Linked DNA regions of Mus musculus: region 1 is linked to region 2. Evidence: chromatin contacts called from ENCODE Hi-C or POLR2A ChIA-PET data. All regions are on one chromosome and are shown on one strand. The core of a region is the stretch at or near the end of the contact, and the rest is flanking DNA. Distances in the headings are between cores, read along the strand shown. Region 1 holds the start of Prelid1 (PRELI domain containing 1). Region 2 holds the start of Nsd1 (nuclear receptor-binding SET-domain protein 1).

Evidence for each region. A loop is a pair of places that touch in the nucleus more often than their neighbours do. ChIA-PET counts read pairs that join two places held with the same protein, here RNA polymerase II (POLR2A).
Region 1: a loop to region 2 is called in a map of heart, with 2.1 times the contacts of the local background. The contact joins the promoter of Prelid1 here to the promoter of Nsd1 in region 2. A Hi-C loop is called at or near these places in 1 of 37 maps with a recorded cell type or tissue (heart). POLR2A ChIA-PET finds 5 or more read pairs at or near these places in 4 of 5 experiments (Patski and embryonic stem cell).

What each region holds. Positions count from the first base shown.
Region 1 is chr13:55,316,806-55,323,582 of GRCm38, forward strand. It overlaps Prelid1 (PRELI domain containing 1), which reads left to right and starts at 5,250. Exons shown (of 5, transcript NM_025596.5): 1 at 5,250-5,476; 2 at 6,048-6,273. The coding sequence starts at 5,385. It overlaps Rab24 (RAB24, member RAS oncogene family), which reads right to left and starts at 5,175. Exons shown (of 8, transcript NM_009000.3): 1 at 4,733-5,175; 2 at 4,585-4,653; 3 at 4,297-4,375; 4 at 4,122-4,189; 5 at 3,940-4,039; 6 at 3,698-3,748; 7 at 3,507-3,569; 8 at 2,418-3,409. The coding sequence starts at 4,849. The coding sequence ends at 3,345. It overlaps Nsd1 (nuclear receptor-binding SET-domain protein 1), which reads left to right. Exons shown (of 23, transcript NM_008739.3): 23 at 1-1,520.
Region 2 is chr13:55,208,139-55,214,739 of GRCm38, forward strand. Nsd1 (nuclear receptor-binding SET-domain protein 1) reads left to right here and starts at 1,644. Exons shown (of 23, transcript NM_008739.3): 1 at 1,644-1,737; 2 at 5,066-6,012. The coding sequence starts at 5,083.

The sequences.
Region 1 (6,777 bases), core at 4,000-6,499, 110 kb after region 2:
TGAGTTTGAGATTATTTAAGTCACTATGTCAGGCTTTTTTTTTTCTTTTTTCTTTTTTTTTACCAGTAATGCATCTTTGGTACTTATTCTCTACCCCACACTACAGTCTGGGCTTGAAGTACAGTGGTGAGCCTTTGTGGCCCTGCACTGAGTTCACGAACGCTGGACACTGGTCGTGTCCCAGTGTTGTTCTAGAACTGACGGGAAGGATGTCTACGTTGTCCATTCAGGGCACTCAGGAGAGCATTCAATTTGATATACACACACGCCCTCCAAGCTGAGGTACTGTCATCCCCTTGGAGTTTGTCATTGGATGAGAAGAGGCCCATTGTTCTCACACCTCCTCGACCACCGGGCAGGAGTGGCCGCAGGGATTTACTGCTGTTAAAATGGAGCTATTCATGTTCATTATCCCAAGTCATTTAGACCTAGGTAGCCACTGCAGGACCTTTGATTGGCTGTGACCAGTTCACTCTCAGTTGAGCTTCCTAGGTCAGTACAGGAGTTGCTATAGTATAAATTGAAACAAAATAATTGCTTTGTACACAATACAATGTAATGATGGTGCTAATCTCATGGTATAAATAAGCACTGCCAAGGGTTGAGGGAGTGGTGACAGGAGAAACCCAGGTTCCTGTTGGGAAGATAGTTTATATAGGTTCCTTTCTGCTCTAAGAGGAGGGAATCAGGCAGTCAGTAATGCCTGCCAACCCAACCCTGGAGTGATTCAGTCCAGTCCAGAGGAGGAAGAGACCCTGTGTCCAGATGATGGCACTGAATTTCTTATGGCTAGTATCGCCTTGACCATAGCTTTTATCTGTCTATCCTGCCCAGGAAAGGTCAGAAGAGAACTGTGGGCGTGGAGTAGCCATTACCTTCTGCTTCTCTACCTCCTCCCCTCTCATGGCAGCATCTCAATTGCTTATGAAGAATAAGGGCAATGTTTAAGAATTTTGGAAGAGCTTTGTTAGACAACAAACAACCTCAAAAGAGATGTTTCCTGACCATTATAAGCAAAATGCATTAAACTCTTTTGTGGTTCTTCCCCTATAACAGCCTTCCTGTGACTTTAAGAACATAAGTCTACGAGAGGCCCTAGGAGTTGCTCCTGGGAGCTTAGTGCACCTTGGCAGAAGCAGACAGGGAGCAGAGCAGAAACTGAGGTGTTGGCATTGTTTCTAGGTTGGGCAGAGCAGGTGGTCTCCAGGTTGTGGTGGTGCCGCCGTGTGTGTATGTAGGAGAGTGTGGAGGCTGGGTGAGTACAGCATCTAGGAGCTCGTGGGAAAGCAGCTTTCTAGGTCTAGCAAAGAAAACTGACTAGAAAGCTATATTTTTTAAATGGGGAAAAGGGTTCAACGAAGGTCCGTCACTGTGTTCTCTCGCCCCCAACCCGTTGCCAGCTGGAAGTGAACCTAGTGAAAAAGAGGGGAGCCCTGTGCTAGGAGTCCCCATAAACATGTACTGTAATTCTTTGTATATAGAAAAAAATTACTGTAAAGTAAAGTTTAACTTTACTCTTATGGCCCTTGCCCTGTGTTTTTATTGTCTCTGGGGAAACATAGCTTAACAAGACAGGGGGCTGACTGGTTTAGGATAAGGGCAGGAGACAGCCTGGGTCCTCCAAGCACTGGGATTCCTCCCAGGTGCACGGGTTGTGCTTAAGTATCCATCCTTTCCCTCTCTACTGAGCGTGGTTGGTGTTAGTTTCAGTGGCTTCACAGCAATCCTCTACCACTCGGTATTTTGAGGAATTATTTTAGAGAAATGAAACCAGCACTTTGAGTTCTATTTTTGAATTAAAGTTTCACTGTACAGTTCAGGCTAACTTCAAACAAGTCTTCCTCCTGCAGCAGCTTCCCAGTTGCTTGGATGGCATGAATGGGACCAGGTTGGGGATTCTGAAATCTTCAAAGGCAAGTTTGAAGACTCAGGCTTAAGAGGGAAAGCAGAGGCAAAGGTAGAACCCTAGTTGAGCCCACATCCTCACCAATAACTGGAAAGGGTTGTAATACACTTCCTCTTGCTTAAACGGGAAGTATTAGCCCTTTTTACATGAGCACATAGCTTTTCAGTGTTTCTGATCCTGAATAAGTTAGCAGTTGCCTTATTTTTCTTATTCTTTAATGAGTTTTTTTGAGGGGTGGGCTGTTACTATGCAGCTGTGGTGGCCTGCAACTCAAAAGCCTACCTGCCTTTGCATCCAGGGTGCTAGAATTAAAGGCACAGGCCACCATTCCATCTTTTTATTTTTTGGTTTCTCTGTATAGCCTTGGCTGTCCTGGAACTCACTCTGTAGACCAGGCTGGCCTTGAACTCCGAAATCCACCTGTCCCTGCCTCCCAAGTGCTTAGTGGGATTAAAGGTGTGCGCCACCACTGCCCAGCCACCATTCCATCTTAAAGCCCTTTTTTATTTTTCACAATAGTTTTCACGGTGTAGTCCTGGCTGAACTGGGAATCAGTCTGTAGACCATGCTGGTCTTAAACTTGGAGATCTGCTGCCTCTGCCTCTAGAGTGCAGTGAGTAAAGGTTTGGAAGCTTCAAGGCCTTTTTCTAAGTTAGCAACTAAATTGGATGCATAAGACCTTTTTGAGTTATAGAAAGATGGAGTTGCCTCTTGTTGCGTACATTATAGGGTTTCACTGGGAAGCTTAGGACTGAGTCACACCCCTGAGCACAGGTTCAGACATAACACAACAGGTAGAGCTGGCCTAACCAACTCGTCTTGAGGTTGATGTACCCAAGCCTTTTGTCTCTGGGCACAGCTGAGGTGCTTTCCTTCGTCTTCTCCTGAACTTTGTACTTTTCCATCCCAGCCTCAACCTATCTTCACCCCCACAAAAGAAAAAAAGTGATATAGTTCTTGCCTAGTATGTTAGAAGCCCTGGTATTTGCTCTACACTCAGACATGTAAGCACTAATAAAAAGGCCATAAGAAAAAGAGCCCATTGTTTATCCATGGTTTCAGTGATAGTCTTAGGAAACTGTTACTTGGTTCCAGATGGAAGTCTTCATATAAGTGAGGCCCACGTGGCCCCAGGAACAACTAGGTGTTTTGACACCCAGTGCACACAGCAAGGAAATGCATCAATTTTATTTACAGTTCAGAAGCTACTTAAATAGTCTGGACAGAAGCCTGGGATTCAAGTCAGCCCTTACTCCTCCTCATGCCCACAGTCAGCCCAATACTTCCTCCGTTCCATGGGCCAGCACAGGCAGGTGCCACCTCTGCTGTGAGAGGCACCTGGAATAGCTCAGACGCTTGACCATTCCAGCCCAGACAAGAGTCAGGTCCAGCCCCTCTGGGAATTCATCTAATTCCACTGGGCCAGATGAGTGGTGACTCAGTGATGACAACAGCTGTAGAAGTAAGGGTTTGCCTTCTGGCTCAAATCCACACCTTTGTCCTCTGTCAAAGAGAGGAGAGGTGACTGCTCAGCACTACTATTATGTCGGGGCATCAAGTAGGTCACCAAGAAGGCTGGGGACCATGAGGAAGTACACACCTGTCATCACCTGGAAAGCAGCCACACTGACGTAATCCTCAGCCACTTTCTGGAAGAGTTCATCTGGCAAGCAAAGAATCAGTGAGGGCCTGAGACCAGCAGCCCTGGGTATCCCAGTGGCCCAGCCCTCTGAACCTTTCTGCTCTACTGTCCTGCCTGTTCCTGCTGACAGGACCCAAGACAACACTCACCCACACTTTGGCCTGTCTTGCTGGATGTTTCAAAGAGTTGGGCTTTGATATCTGCAAAGAGAAGTGACTGTCTTCACACTTGGGGAGCACACCTAAATGTAGCTAACAGTTCAGTCTCCTGAACCACACAGGTTCAAGAAGGCCAGAAAGCAACCAAGACTGTCATTCCCATCTTTGAAATACACTCAGGCAGATAGTACCCGCCCCCAAGCCCCCATCCTCAGAGACTTAAAAACAGCTACTATCGGCATAGTCCTGAACATCATGGAAGTCTACACGACGGCGCCGCCTGTCTTCCTCCAGCAGGTCACTCTTAGTGCCACACAGGTAGATTTGACAGCCCTGTAGCAGAAGACAAGGCTGAGATTATCTCCACAGACCAATACAGTCTCTGTCCCTACTCTTGTGATATCTGGCCACCTACCTCTTCTAAACTGCGCAGCTCCTTAACCCAGAACTTGGCTCTCTCAAAGCTGCTGCTGTCAGTGAGGTCTTGGTAAGGGTAAGGCAAGAGACACATAAAGATCAGCGGCTTCCCTCTGATGCTGGCCTGTAACCTAACCCTTACTACTTGAACACGCCAGAATTCAACCCCTTACCATAACAGACAATTGCAGCTTTAGCACCCCGGTAATAGATTCTGCTCATGGCTTCGTAGCGCTCGGAACCTGCTGTGTCCTGAGGGGTGAAAGGAGTTAATAAGCTCCTTCACAAGACTACAAAATAGGCCCCATCTTCCAGACAACCCCCCCTCCTTTTTTTAGACGAGTAAATGGGTGTGAGGAAGGAAAAACGACCTCTATGAGGCTCCAGTTGGCTGGTTTAAGAGGCAAGACATTAAATTCGGGAGACAGGTTTGCACAAGACTCTGTTCTCAAGGGACTTACCCAAATGCCCAGAGTCACCGTCCGGTCTCCAACGCACATCACCTTGGCCACGAAAGCAGCCCCGATGGTCTACAACCAGGGAAGAGATAAGTGTGGAATACTGGCCGGACCCCTTCCTCCCATGCCTGCTCCGCAGGGGTGCACTCACGTTCTGATAGGGCCCCACCAAGAAGCGGTCGTGCACGTATCGTTCCACCAGGCTCGTCTTGCCCACGTATTCCTTGCCCAGCATAACCACCTTAACGTCCACGCGCTGCCCGCTCATGCTCCCTGGGCCGCCTCACCCACTTCAGGGTCCGCGCGGCCCAGGCAGAGCCCAAGCCTCAGACCCCAACCCCAAGGGCCTCGCACCTCGCAGGCCCCTGGCGCCTCGGCCCGGGGCGCTCCGTCCTTTGCAGAGCCGCGGCGCGGGGACGCGGACAGCGCCCTCCACCGCGCCGCAGAGCCCTGCGGTGCTCACCCGCGCGACCGCCGCTGCGCCCGAAGCTCCGCTGCGCCGGGGTTACCGACTGAATCTGGGGTCCTCGTAGCTAACTCCAAACAGCACCTCTGGGACTGGAAGCCAAGAGGCGGGACGCCCGGTCACGTGACGCGGGCGCCGGAAGTGGCCGATCCTATGCATCCGGCGCCGGAAGCGTCGTGCAGTCCTATAACCCCTGATGGCGGCGGTAGGGACCTGGGCGCGGTCCTGCGGAGATTGAGCTGCGAGCCTGGCGGGCGTGCGCCTAGCCACGTCCCCCCCACCCCCGGGCTCTTCACCCTGATGCTGCACGGGTGCTGAGCCCGTCCGGGTCGGGACGATGGTGAAGTATTTCCTGGGCCAGAGCGTGCTCCGAAGTTCCTGGGACCAAGTGTTCGCCGCCTTCTGGCAACGGTACCCGAATCCCTATAGGTACGTGGCGTTGGGTAGAGCGAGTCGCCTTCCTCTCTTCTTCTGGAGATCGCACCGTAGGCTGTCCTTCAATAGTGGAGTTTGAAAGACTGGACAGAGTCCGATGTGGGCTATCTGCGGAACTGTGGCCACAGTTATAGCACAAAATCCTTATAGGATTAGAATCAGTCCAAGCCTCCAAAGTCCTCGAAGAAGATTGTCTAGTTTGTGATTTATATTGGGCTCTAGATTTCTATTTTGCAGTCCAAAGGTGGTTGGACAGGAAGAGGCGGCAGCACGGGAGTTGAGCGGTATTTCGGGGCCAGAAATCCTGAGGATGGTTTGCTTACCTGCTGCTGGCGCTCTCTAGTGGTATAATTCTTGAGATTTTGCTCGCTTTGGAGAGCCACAGAATCCATGTCGGGTGGAGGAGGGAGTTGGAATTTGCCCGGGGATAGGTTCAGTGTACTCTAATTCTGAACCCGGGCACAGATCACAGATTGCAGGCAGCCATGACCTGGAGGCGCTAAATAGGAACCAGTAGACATGCTGTCAAGAGCAGGCTCCTGAGAATCATCTTTAACTCTTGCAGCAAACATGTCTTAACCGAAGACATAGTGCACCGGGAGGTGACCCCCGACCAGAAGCTACTGTCCCGGAGACTCCTGACCAAGACCAACAGGATGCCACGTTGGGCAGAGCGACTGTTTCCTGCCAACGTTGCTCACTCCGTGTACATCCTGGAGGACTCTATTGTGGACCCCCAGAATCAGACCATGACCACCTTCACCTGGAACATCAACCATGCCCGGCTGATGGTGAGACTTCCTTTGCTCCCTCAAAATAGTTGCCCTTCAGATTTCAGGCAAGAGAGTTGTGGGAACTTCTGTGGCCAGAGGCAGGCCTAAAATACCAATGAGCTGCATCTCTAGAGTTCTGCCCTTAGATTGGTCTACCCTTTCGATTGGTCAGATTCTCTGGGACTGTCCCTTGGCTCTCAGATGGTGGGGAAAGACACCCCTGTTCTTTTTTTCTTTTTTTTTTTCCCCGAGACAGGGTTTCTCTGTGAAACTCTGGCTCTCCTGGAACTCATTTTGTAGACCAGGCTGTCCTCGAGCTTAGAAATCTACCTGCCTCTGCCTCCCAAGTGCTAGGATTAAAGGCGTGCACCACCAACCACTGCCCGGCTGACACCCCTTTTCAAAGCTTGTTACAAGTACTGTGCGCAGAGCAGTCAGTTGGTGACATGCATGCATGCATACATATGGGGGGGGGGGTGGCTTTCAGGAATGATGCTGATCGAGAAAGGGAGGCTGTGGCTT
Region 2 (6,601 bases), core at 394-2,893:
TGACAGTTACATCCCCACACACCTGTGTGTCTGACAGGCCCAGCATTTCATGGCATCTGTTGGGTGTGTCGGCTCACACAAGGATGTTGCCCACCCCACCTGTGAAAGTAATAGTCCTGAGAATGTGCACAAAGGGCTTGACCTAGTCCTTAATTCTTTGCAGACTAGTAAAGGGTTAAAGGAACAGACGTGTGTCAAGCGCTCAGTGGTGTCTAATGCATGATACCCGCTCAACAAGGATTTGTTCTCATATGTCTGCAGGTGAGGTGTGCAGGCCCAGAAGAGATTCTTGAGTTATAATCAGTAGAGAAGAGCTAGGTCTACACCCCAGAACCCAATCCTACAGGAAAGCAGCCCCGTCTCACTTGAGGATTCAGTATCCTTCTGAATATAGAAGCTCAGCTCCATAAGCACTCTGGTTGTGTCACTGTGGTAGACAGTTTTATAGTAGGAGGAAGGGAGGACCCCCAGGGGTTACCTAGGGAAGTCTGATATTTCCCTGGGGTCTCAGTCTTGTTTCTGTCAGTAACTAGGTCATCCTGAATGGGGGTGAGGGGGAGGTAGGAGGTTAAGGAGAGGGTCCTGCAGAGCAGTAATGTGCTTACATCAGCTAGTCTCTCTCGGTACCCTTTTTTCCCTGAGGCCACAGGTTGCCTGGCACACTAGCTCCCATTTTGCTTCCCCAGAGCCTGGTGCATTGCCTAGACTGCAGGAAACGGTTGCTGAAGGAAGCAATGAGTTACATTTCAGTATTTGTCAAATATGTCTGTAATTGTTAAGGACAGAGTGTTAGCCTGTTTCAGGATCCTCCCAGATGCCTGTGTCTTGGAGGCCACAGATGAGGAAACAGAGGTTTGGGACTGAAAGATAACTTCTTCAAGGCCCTCCAGTGGCAGTTCCAAGTACCTCAAAATGGCTAGGCACTGGGAAGGGCTGTGGAGTGATTAGCATTGGGGTAACTGCCAGTTAGAAATGACAGGCTCAAATGATTACTTGTGAAAAAGGATCCAGTGAGAGCTTTCCTATTGAATTGCCCGAAGGTGTTAGCAGGAGTTATTCCTTCGTAGAACAAAAGACCGGGTCTCCATGGGAGAGGGCCCCAGTTTTTTTCCGGCTAGTTTTAGCGCAGGGAAAGATGCCAGTCAACTTTGCATCTGGAAACTCCTTTAAACTAACCCGAGGGACCTGAGGTCACAGTAGCCTCTTCACTCTTGCTTCCGCCGGGCACCTTCTCTCAGGAAACCCACTTGCCCTCTTGGCAGGGCCAGGGCTCCAGCATTACTGATGGTATGCTGAAGGCTTAGCTCTGAGCCTCCTTTAATGGACTGTGGGTCTTGGACAGCAAGCAGCTGGAAGCATCCTAAGCCGCTGCTTGCTGGACACAGTCACGAGGTGAAGGGCAGGGAAGGATGGAGTTTGGCCCAACCATTGCAGATCCCCAACCGGTACAGATACTTGGCAGGGGAACGCCAAAAGTGCCTGTTCTCCCAGGTGGGGGTCTAGTTACCAGAGGGCCCTCGGTAAACACTCTACTGGGGCAATAACTATGCACATTTACTAAGCCTCTGGAGGAATGGTGGTCACGTGGCCATCGAGGGCGGCGCCCTCGGCTTTAAAATGAACTCCAAATCACCGAAGGCTTTCTGGAAGAGGCGGGAATTCTCGGGGCCGTCCAATATGGCTTTCTCTCAACAACAAGGATGCGCTTAACGCTCTAGGGACCAAGTCATGCCTGAGGTGAGCTTCTTGCGGTGAAGCAAACCCAGGAAGCAGCAGGGTCCGGGAAGGGAGAAGTGCCTCAGGGGACTGGAGTGGCTGGACCAGGCCTGGTCCAGTCCCTGACCTTCCACTGTCTTTGAGGAATGGACGCGCTACAGCCCTACGAGGTCAGGGCGGCGGGGTCCTGGTGCTAAGTGCGCGCCAGCAGGACCCCGTCCTCCTAACGCAGAGCCTTCCTAGGCCGGGGGTTTGCGCCTTTCATGCTTGGCCAGCCCGTCCAGCCTGTCGGCCGTCCCTGTGCAGTCGCGCAGGGGTCCCGATGCCTGGGCCTCAGGGGCGAAGCGCGCTCGAGAGGGCCATCTGCCTGGGTGTGGAGAACTGCAGCGTCCGCGGTGCGAGGCGCTGCCCCTCCCGGCCCCCGGCCCCGCGCGCCCGCACCTCTCCAAGGCCGCCAGCGCCCGCAGCCCCGGGGCCGCCGTGCCAGGCCCAGACCCAGACCCACACTAGGCGCTGGAGGCGGTGCAGGGATTAGTGGACCCCTCCCCCCGAGCTCCCCTCGCCCCGCCCGGGGCAGCGAAGACCCCTGGGCCCGAGGGTGACCGAGGAGCTTCGTCCCCGCGGGGTCTGGACCGGGGGCTCGGCCTCGCTGGGCGGGGGCTGCACGGCGACAGGCCGAGGTGCGGGCGCGCCGTTAGGCTGTGTCCCAGAGGCCGGGGTGTGGGGCGTGGGCTCAGGGCTGCGGGGTCTCTCGGCCTCAGGCCCGGGTTGAGGCCACGGTCCTGCGGCCAGTACCCCGGGGCGGGTCACCCGACCCTGCTCCCCGGAGCCGCTCACCCCGCACGGCCCGGCCTGGGGAGGGAGAGGGAAGGGAAGGGGTGGTGGGTGAGGGGCCGTGGGGACCGCAGGGCCGAGTCCCCGGCCCGCCCGCACGCGCTGCTCCAGGGCGGCTGCCCCAGGCTCCCGGGAGGAGCCAATCCCCTGCCTCGCGGGCGTCGAGCCTGCGGCCGAAAGGGAGTCCCAGGGCTGTAGAGGCTTGGCTCGGGGAGGCAGACCCGAGCTGCTGCTGCCTCCATTTTGTTTCCTGTTCAGCTTGGTCTGTAGTGGTGGTGGTGGTGTGGGTTTGGGGTGCGGCTGGGCAAGGGGGTTCCCCTGCGGCCACGTCTGCTCGGGGCCTGGGGCCTCGAAGACCCCCATGCCAAACCCCCCAGGTGAGCCCTACAGCGAGACGGGGGTAGCCTCGGCCTCGGGTCGAAACCAGCGGGGCTGAGGGCAGGTGCCCAGTGGATGGGGAGCCCGGGCTGGAACCTAAGATGGAGGCCGGGGCTGACGCGGGCCTGAGAGCAAGGCCGGCGGGCCAGGCCTCAGCCAGGCACCATGGTGGCTCCGGGGTTGGGGTTCAGGATGACTGGGGTGCAGTTAGCCGTGTGCAACCAGGGGCTGGCGCGGCGCCCCGAGGTAGGTGAAAGGATCGTCATGCCACCCACGACGCCCGCAGGCCCCGACACTCTGGGGAGGCGCGCGAGGCCCCCCAGGGGAGTCCGCCTCAGGCCCCGCCCGGGCAGCTGGGCCGACCCGTAGGCCCGGGGCCCTGAGCTAGCGCCCAGGGGGAAGGGAGGGGAGGGGGCGGCAGCAGCAGCTCCGCTGATTGGGCCGCCCGACCCGGCCGCTCGCTCGCCCGACTTCACCCGCACTGAACCCCGAAGAGTGAGGCAGGCGTGGGAGCGCGCGCAGGGTGTGTGTGTGCTGCGGGGGTGTGTGCGGGGGGGGGGGGGGAACGGGGACGGGATGGGTGCGCGCGCAGGAAGGGGTGCGCGCGCAGGGAGGAGGGCGGGTGCGCGCGCACCCGGGGGCCTCGGTCGCTCGCACGCGGGCCGGTGCGCGAGGCGCTCTCCTCAGCACGCGCCGCCGCCGCGGGGGCGCGCGCGGTGGGGGTGTGAGGAGGAGGAGGCGGTGTTGGCGGCGGAGGAGGAATAGGCCGGGGCGCAGGTCGCGTTCGCTGCCTTCTCGCCCGGGGAGAGAGACGAGGGGGGGGAGGGGGGGAGGCGAGCGGCTCCTCTCTCGGTGTCCTCCGCTCCGCTCGCGCCCCGGTGTAATGAGGGTCACCCCCTCCCCCCAGCTGGCCCGGGAGGGGGCGCGGGGCACGGTAACTAGTGCGCAGGGGTGGGCGACGGGCGCGAGGGGGGGAAGGGAGGGAGGGAGGGAGGGAGGAGACAGCGGGGCCGGGAAGATGGTGGTGTGGCCGTGAGTGAGGTGAGGGGACTCGGTGGAGGGCCGGTGGCTGAGCAGGGTTGGCGGCCCGCTGTGCTGCAGCCGCGGCGGCGCCCTCCCCCTCCTCCTCCTCCATCACTACCAGCGGGCCTTGGGCCTAGCTGGCCAGGCTGCGGCGAACTTCCTCCCGCCGCGGCCCGTGCATCGCCGGCCGTGTCCCCCCCCCCCCCCCAGCCCCGCGCGCACCTCGGCCTCTGCTTGCCCTCAGGTAGCTTGGCTGGGGGTGCGGGGGCGCGGGGGCGGCCGCCCTCCCGCAGCAAACTTTGCTCGCTACTGAGTGTTGATGAGCGCCGACAGCAGCGCTGCCGGGAGGTGGCTGCCGCCGCGGCTGCGGGAAGGAGCGCGGCCCGGGCAGGCGGCGTCGGCAGCAGCCATGTTTGTCAAGCTGTAGTAGCAGCTGCTGCTACCCTGACTCGGCTCTCGCCGACCGATCACCTCGGTTTCTCTCCCGGCCCGTGGCTCGGGGTCTCGATCCTGGCGGCTGCGAACCCAGTATGTTTGCAGCCAGGAAGGCGAGCTTCGGGGCACACCCGCCTCTGCCAACTCGCTCGAGGCCTGCGCACGGTAGCTGCAAAAGGCTCCGGCGCCGGCTGGGCGCGGGGTGCAGCGCTATTGTGACCGCTGCGCCCAGCTTGCGGAGGAGGAGAAGGAGGACGAGGAGAAGGAGGGGGATACCTTTTTGTACAACGTTCAGAAGCTGCCTCCCGAAACCCGCAGCCCCTTCTCTTTCAAGAGATTTTGGCTGTCGGACCTTGGGCGTGGGGAGGAGACGAGGGTTCCCGATTGAGATCTGGGAATTTTGACTGCCAAAGGGCTTTAATTTTAGTTCAGCCCCAGTGTCCACCGGCCTGCAGTGCAGGGAAGAGGAACGGGCTGTTTCCATGTGGCAGGATTTACCCGGCTCTGGGAAGATGTAGTTCTCACTGAGGCCATTTTCCTGTGTCAGCCTGGAGAACTTTTCCCGTCCTTGGAAGTGCAGCCGAAAGGCCACTAGGCCTTCAGAAGTGGCTGCCATTTTGAAAAGAAGAGTCAGATGGTTTGTTAACTCAGATTAATTGCTGTGTCTTTTGGATTTCAGGTTGATGCAGGCACAGTATGGATCGGACTTGTGAATTATCTAGAAGAAATTGTCTGCTGTCCTTTTCTAATCCGGTGAATTTAGATGCCTCCGAAGACAAGGACAGCCCTTTCGGTAATGGTCAATCCAATTTTTCTGAGCCACTTAATGGGTGTACTATGCAGTTACCGACTGCTGCCAGTGGAACATCCCAAAATGCTTATGGACAAGATTCTCCATCTTGTTACATTCCACTGCGGAGACTACAGGATTTGGCCTCCATGATCAATGTAGAATATTTAAGTGGGTCTGCTGATGGATCAGAATCCTTTCAAGACCCTGCAAAAAGTGATTCAAGAGCTCAGTCGCCAATTGTTTGCACTTCCTTGAGTCCTGGTGGTCCAACAGCACTTGCTATGAAACAGGAGCCCACTTGTAATAACTCCCCCGAACTCCAGTTAAGAGTAACAAAGACGACCAAGAATGGCTTTCTGCACTTTGAGAATTTTACTGGTGTGGACGATGCAGATGTAGATTCTGAAATGGACCCAGAACAGCCAGTCACAGAGGATGAGAGTATAGAGGAGATCTTTGAGGAGACTCAGACCAATGCCACCTGCAATTATGAGCCTAAATCAGAGAATGGTGTAGAAGTGGCCATGGGAAGTGAACAAGACAGCATGCCAGAGAGTAGACATGGTGCAGTGGAACGGCCATTCTTGCCGTTAGCTCCTCAAACTGAAAAACAGAAAAATAAACAAAGAAGTGAAGTGGACGGAAGCAATGAAAAGACAGCCCTCCTCCCAGCCCCCACCTCACTAGGAGACACGAACGTTACCGTAGAAGAGCAATTTAACTCAATAAATTTATCTTTTCAGGATGATCCAGACTCCAGTCCCAGTCCATTAGGAAACATGCTAGAAATACCTGGAACTTCATCACCATCCACTTCACAGGAATTGCCATTTGTAAGCAGCTTTTGGTACAACTTAAATATATACTTGAATGTATATATATAGGCCACGTAAAGGGAAACTTTAATTTGTCTTTGGTTCCAGTTTGTAGGTGGAAGCTAACGATGAGATTTTTTTAGGGAAATTTTACTTTGATTTTTAAACCATATCTCTGATGTGTGAGTTCAGTTCTTTATAGTTTACCCCAGATTGCTTCATTGAGGCTTGGCTAAGTTAATGCTCTAAGGGTGTCTGACTGAGGTCAGGTTTACATTTTCAAGATACAGGTAGGTATACATTCGTTTCACTTTTAAAAACAACAAAACAACAACAACAAAACTAAGAACTTACGGTCTACTGATGCCTTAGCAGGGGACCAGTGTGTGGCTTGGAGTCCTGTTTCTGCATAAAGCGTGGGCCAAACTTCCTGCAAGTTGAAGTGCATTTTGGGCATAAATTTAACTTCACTCAGATGGGAAATTTTCATGGCCAGTGCTCAAAATTTAAGTTAGGTTAGTTTTTTTCTGAACTACTTGTAAAGTGGCAGTGGTCTACTCCTTTGATGGCTGCCACCACTAAATTAGGCTTGATAAGCTTTCCCAGT